2 separate regions of the Mus musculus genome follow, and region 1 is linked to region 2. A link is a loop called in an ENCODE intact Hi-C map of the cell type or tissue named here. Cell type or tissue: left cerebral cortex. All regions are shown on one strand. Links, peaks and the distances in the headings refer to the core of each region. The heading gives the core; the rest is flanking DNA. Region 1 has its middle 17 kb from the start of Phf21b. Region 2 overlaps Gm39558 (a long non-coding RNA gene).

The links. Hi-C counts contacts between places; a loop is a spot of excess contacts. Peaks named below come from ENCODE experiments on the same cell type or tissue, not always from the same donor. Only the 100,000 strongest peaks of a DNase experiment are listed, where the experiment ranks them.
Region 1: a loop joins it to region 2, with 3 times the contacts of the local background. A loop is called at or near these places in 2 of 42 quality-filtered maps.

Annotation. Positions count from the first base shown.
Region 1 is chr15:84,871,633-84,874,546 of GRCm38, forward strand. No RefSeq gene overlaps it. Among named protein-coding and RNA genes, the nearest start is that of Phf21b, 17 kb to the left of the region's middle. In left cerebral cortex, for the core only: no CTCF peak of the experiment used is centred there; DNase peaks (open chromatin) are centred at 1,629 and 2,410; H3K27ac peaks cover 1,531 bases.
Region 2 is chr15:84,994,634-84,997,547 of GRCm38, forward strand. The region is part of intron 3 of Gm39558 (a long non-coding RNA gene); the gene reads left to right. Among named protein-coding and RNA genes, the nearest start is that of Gm39558, 8.1 kb to the left of the region's middle. In left cerebral cortex, for the core only: a CTCF peak has its summit at 1,549 (motif pointing left); a DNase peak (open chromatin) is centred at 1,528.

The DNA of each region.
Region 1 (2,914 bases), core at 115-2,614, 120 kb before region 2:
TCCATGGATGCCCAGAATAGTGACTGTCACCAGCCTCTCCCAAGCAAGAAGACCAAGGAACTGCAAGGCTGGAAATGGATCTGAGGCTGATAGAACCTTGCCACCCTGGGAGGTCCTCCGAGAGGTTGATGCCTGCTGAGTGGAATAGGAGACTCTGCTCGTGGCTCAATCATCATTGTGATGGTGGGTTATCTGGTAGTCCTGGAACACACAGGCCTTCTTAGAAAAGGCTAGAAGTATGGTATGTTCAACCCTGGCCCTCAGCTCCCACAGCCCCTGAGGAAATGACTGAGCATCCGGACCATGTCATTAACGAGATCTCCTGATGCAGTCTGTATAGAGTTTTATGCAGAGTGGATGTGGGCCTGGCAGAGAAGGTTGGGTGCAACTCTATGGGCAAACTTGGCTCTGCATGAGGATCTGATGAGCTGGGACAGGAAGATGGTCAGGGGAGAGCTCTACACCTGTGTCATATGCATGAGGGTGAGGGATAGAGACCTTCCAGGCCTGTTCCCAGACTGACAGGATAGTACATGATCATCCAGCCAATCTCAACGTCCAGTACATTATAGTAATAAACTCTTCACCTTCCAGGTAGAGGTGGCCTGTGGGCATTTGAAACAAAATGGCCCCCAGAACCTCATAGGAGGTAGTTCCTAATGGAGGTGTGGCTTTGTTGGAGGAAGTGTGTCACTGGGGGTGGGCTTTGAGGTCTCAGATGCTCAAGCCATGCCTAGTGCAGCTCACAGCCCCCTCCTGCTGCCTGAGGAACCATATATAGAACTCTCAGCTACATCTCCAGCTCCATGTCTGCCTGCATGCCACCATGCTTCCCACAACGAGGATAATGAAATAAACCTCTGAACTGTAAGCCAGCCCCAGTTAAAAATTGTTTTACAAGAGTTGCTGTGGTCATGGTGTCTCTTCACAGCAATAAAACCCTAACTAAAACAGCACCCATGTTCAAATTCTAGCTGCACTTGGCTACAAGTGGCTTAATCTTGGTAGGCCTCAGTCAGGTGATGAAAGGTGATGCTGGTGTCTTTCAAAGTGTAAAATAATATAGGAATCCTAGAACACTTCTGGTTCCTGTTAAACACACAGTAAAGCTCCATAGAATAGCGATGTCATGATAAAGGAAAAGAGTTGATGGGTATGTTATGAGCTTTCAGGGATGATAGGCAGTCAGATATGCAGACACTGTAGATGGAATATGGACTCTAGCTCGAAGTGCCTGCATTTTCTATAACCAATTTCATCTTGGTTAGAAGCTGCCATTTCCAGGCTGTGTCAACAGCAAGCTATTTACATTGCCAATTAAGCCAGTGCACAATAGGGAACTCTCTAGACAGTGACCCCCACCCAACCCCTACTTCAAAAGGAAAAGATACCCGGAGAAGTGCCCATGCCTCTGCATGAAAAAATAGGGCTGACAGAAGCCTGGGCCTCTTGGTGTCCTGAAGAAATCACCCGGAAGGCTGTCCCCAGAGGAAAGTCAAACAAGAAAAGGCAAATGCTGAGGGAAACACAGGTCTGTTAGATTCATCACATGTAGTCCCGGAAGCTGAGGGGAAGGTGGTATTTATAGGACTGAGCGACAAACTGGTTTTTATACCAGAGGGGGAAAAAAACAGAGATCAGAATGGGCGCCTCTGAAGCAAGCCTACTTATGGCGCTCCAAAAATACACTAGGAAGCAAAGAGACCCAAATCTCCTCAGAGAGAAACCGGCTCGCTGGTGTGAAGCAGCCAGCGAGGTGGTTCACACAGATGAGACGTCTACATCAGACGGTAATTTTAAAGAAACCATACTTACTGGGTGTGGCGGCACACACATTTAGTCCCAGGACCCAGGAGGCAGGGCAGGGGGCAGGTGGATCTCTGTAAGTTCCAGGCCAGCCTGGTCTACATAGCGAGTTTCAGTCCAGCTAGGATTACACGGAGCAACGAGCAAGACACCACCCAACTTGTGATTTTTTTTTAAAAGATTTTATTTATGTACGCAAGTACACTGTCGCTGTCTTCAGACACACCAGAAGAGAGCATAGGATCCCATTACAGATGGTTGTGAGCCACCATGTGGTTGCTGGGAATTGGACTCAGGACCTCTGGAAGAGCAGCCAGGGCTCTTAAACCGCTGAGCGATCTCTCCAGCCCGACTTGTGATTTTTGTTTTGTTTTGTTTCTTGAGTGTTTAGGTTTTGTTGCATGGTGTGTGTGTGTGTGTGTGTGTGTGTGTGTGTGTGTGTGTGTGTGTGTGTGTGTATTGTGGCTCTGTGACACAATCCTCCGGTTCAGGAATTCTGGAACTTCACTTCTGGGCTGTAGCCCGGGTTTAACAGCAGGTTCCCCAGCCCACCTTCACACCCCACTCATAAAAGCATTTTAAAATACCATGTTTTGTGCTCTAAAGGCACTGACGTACTTAAGCAGGAGACATGAATCATGATAGAGTTGTATAAATAGCACCCTGCTGTTGACAGACCAGTCCCACACCACAATCTCACTGGCAAGTCCTGGCACTGGCACCTGTTGCCTTCTGTGCTGGTCCCTCCTCCACATGACATTCGGACTCCTGTCCCCAAGATCCTGGATGGGCAGTGTCCACAGAGGAGCCACAGGTACCCTAACCACCACCAGGTCACACATTGTGAGGTCCAGGTTCAGTGAGAGACCTTGACTGAAAAAACAGATAAGGTGGAGAACTCTAGAGAAAGACACCTGATGATGACCTCTGACCTGCACAGGCATGCACACACAAGCCTCCAGCTGTGTTGGCTCTAATACAAGAGAGTGATTCCATCTGTGTCCTTGTGTTGGCTTAGTTCTCATAAACTGGCTTCGGCCACCCCGTGAGTTCCTACATCAACCGAGCCCAGAGCCATCTGACTTCCAGGCGACAGGGTTCCTGGGAT
Region 2 (2,914 bases), core at 203-2,702:
ACATACCGACAGCTAGGAGGAAGAGGGAAGTGTCACCCTTAGTTCTGCTGACTCCCCAGCTGGGAGGGACAGCTCAGCCTCAGCTCCCTCCTTTGCAAAATGTGATGGAAATCGCAGCCCATGGCGCTGTGTGTAGGCTCCATGGGAGGCTGTCTGGCAGCCTCTGCACGCCTAGACTCCGTGCCTCTGTATTTCCTGTTAGACCCAGAGCTTAGAGAAGAAAAGTGTTTCGTTGTGTTCTCTTTTTATGCTGCCTGCCTCCTCCTGGCATGTTCTTGAGGGATGGATGTTGGTGACTCTGAGGGGAGCCCCCTGAACCCCTGCAACAGCACAGGAATGTCACAAGCTCCAGGCTATGCTTCTCCTAGGAAAACTAAGTGCCTGGGAAGAGGCCGCCGCCAGACCCAGGCTGAGGCAGGACTGGAGTCAGGGAGGGAAGACTTTCCGGAGGAGGCAGTCCCCACAATCTCCAGTTGTACTGGTGGCCTCGGCATTCCCGAAGAACAGTCGAAGTTTGCTCTCTAGCCAGTACTAGACTTTTCTAAGGCCTGGCCAGACTGGATCCATCTGTCAAGCTTGGGCAGCAGAGATGGGACCTGATTTCACAAGTCAGATTCTGCCCGTGTCAGTGACTCACCTACTGTTTTGAGGAGGAACCAGAGGCTAATTAAATTCAGGCTTTGAACCCAGCCCTCTTCCCCGCTTCCTCTTCCCCATAAATGCAGTCAAATCTGTGGAGGGCAGATGAAGGCTGGTAGCTTTGCAAGGCAGAGGTGGCAGGTGTCAGGGGTTAGGGGTCTAGGGTGGGGGGAGGGGTGGGGATGGAGTTAGACATGGAAGGAACATGGCACAGAGAGTGGGGGATGGGGGGGGATTGGGACAGAGTTCTGCCTTCCCTGGGATCCCAAAAAGAGGCCAACCACTGTGAACCTCCCTTCTCAGCTCTGCCGTCAAAACCAGGAACTTGTGCAGGACCTGTCCCCCAAACCTGCTGCCATCTTCAGGAGTTCTGCTAAGCCTGGTCACAAAACAAATGGTCACAACTGGGCATGTAGATGACTAACATTTTTCTCACAGACAGAGAGAACGGGGAGAGTCATGGGACGCTCACCCAAGTGTCCAGCCATCCCTATCTGTGTTCCCTAATTCTTAATTGCACAGAGCTTTGGGGTCTTGGAGTTGGGGGAGGGGCTGGAGGATATAGGGGAGGGGTGCCACATGTATTTAACTGTGGGAAAGTTATCCTCCTGTTTCATGCAGCCGTTTGCTAGGAAGCACCCACAGTCCTGCCAGCAACCCCCTCTTCCCCAACTGCCTATGCTTTGTGAGTAAGCCCAATAAACTCATAGGTGCCCCAGAGTGAACTTTGGTGGCATCATTGGGACCTTAGGAGGAGGGGCAGATATTAGTAGTGTCTCCCTCTGGAGGGAAAAAACAATTTTAGTAACAGGGCTGCTTTGATGACTGACAGGGTCCTAGTCAAGGGAGTGGCCTTCCAGAGCCCTGTGCCTGCCAAGCTTCCTTCTCCAACCCTGCCTCCACACTGCCCCCTTCTGTCCACTTGCAGCAGCAGCTTTTGCCACGGTCCAAAAAAAAAAAAAATCCAGGTTAGATCCACCATGGTGGAAGACCTTGTGGCCTCTCCTGTGTGCTAAGAGCCTATGGGCACTTCTGACTCTCAGTCACAATCAACAGGCACCCTTTGGGCATGGGTCTTCCTCCCAAAGAAGGAGTCGGCAGCCCCAGGGCAGGACAGAGCGGGTGCTGAAGCTGAGCAGGCACAGCCCACCCAGCAGCCGGTGAGGAGGTCTGCCTGGACAAGCAGGCTGGAACCACACAACACATCCACCGGCTTTTCTTTGAATATTTTAGTTCACACAGGACAGTTGTGGGTCACAACTCACACGCAGAGACATGTGAGAACTGTGTCGCTAGCCACTGAGAGTGCTGGAGTGTACAGGAGTGAACCTAGATGGACAATCCCCCCAGGAACTCAGGCAAACATCCTTTGTTTGTTTGTTTATTTGTTTGTTTTAAAGACAGGGTTTGTCTGTGCATCCCTAGCTGTCTTGGAACTCACTGTATAGACCAGGCTGGCTTTGAACTCAGAGATCTACCTGTCTCTGCCTCCTGAGTACCCAGCTCCAAGGTAAACATCTCTAAGGACAAGGCTGCTGTTGGCACATCATGCAGTCAATTGTTTTTTTGTTTTTGTTTTTTGTTGTTCTTTGGTTCTGTTTCTGAGACAAAGTCTCATGTAGCCAGGGCTGGCCTCTAACTCACTGCTGAACTCATTGGCAGAAGATGATCATGAACCTTTCAGATCTTCCTGTCTCTACCTATCAAGAGCTGGGGTCAGAAAGGAATGCCATCTCCCTAGCCTATAATGGAGTGTGTGTGTGTGTGTGTGTGTGAGAGAGAGAGAGAGAGAGAGAGAGAGAGAGAGAGAGAGAGAGAGAGAGATATCAAGCTATACACTAGGGGAAGGAACAGTGTATCACCAAACAGCTTAGAGCGACTATCCACATACAGAAAGAACAGAGTTCCAGGGCTGAAATGCAGTGCAGTGGTATAGTCCTACCTAGCATGCACAAAGCCCTGGGTTCAATTCCCAAAATTGCATAAACCAGGCTTGGTGGTGCATGCCTGTCATCCCTGTTGGGAGTGTCCAGAAGGCAGAGGCAGGAGAGATTACTGAGTTGTTAAGGGTTCTTGCTGTGTGATCATGAAGACCAGAATTGGATCCCAGCAATCACATGCCAAGCTGCCTCAAAGGAGTAGACAGAGTATGTATGGGTGGGACATCAAACACCCTCTTCTGTACAGAGAAACCCTGTCTCAAAAAACCAAAAACACCCTCTTCTGGCCTTCATGTAAGCACACATATACACATGTACACACACACACACAGAGG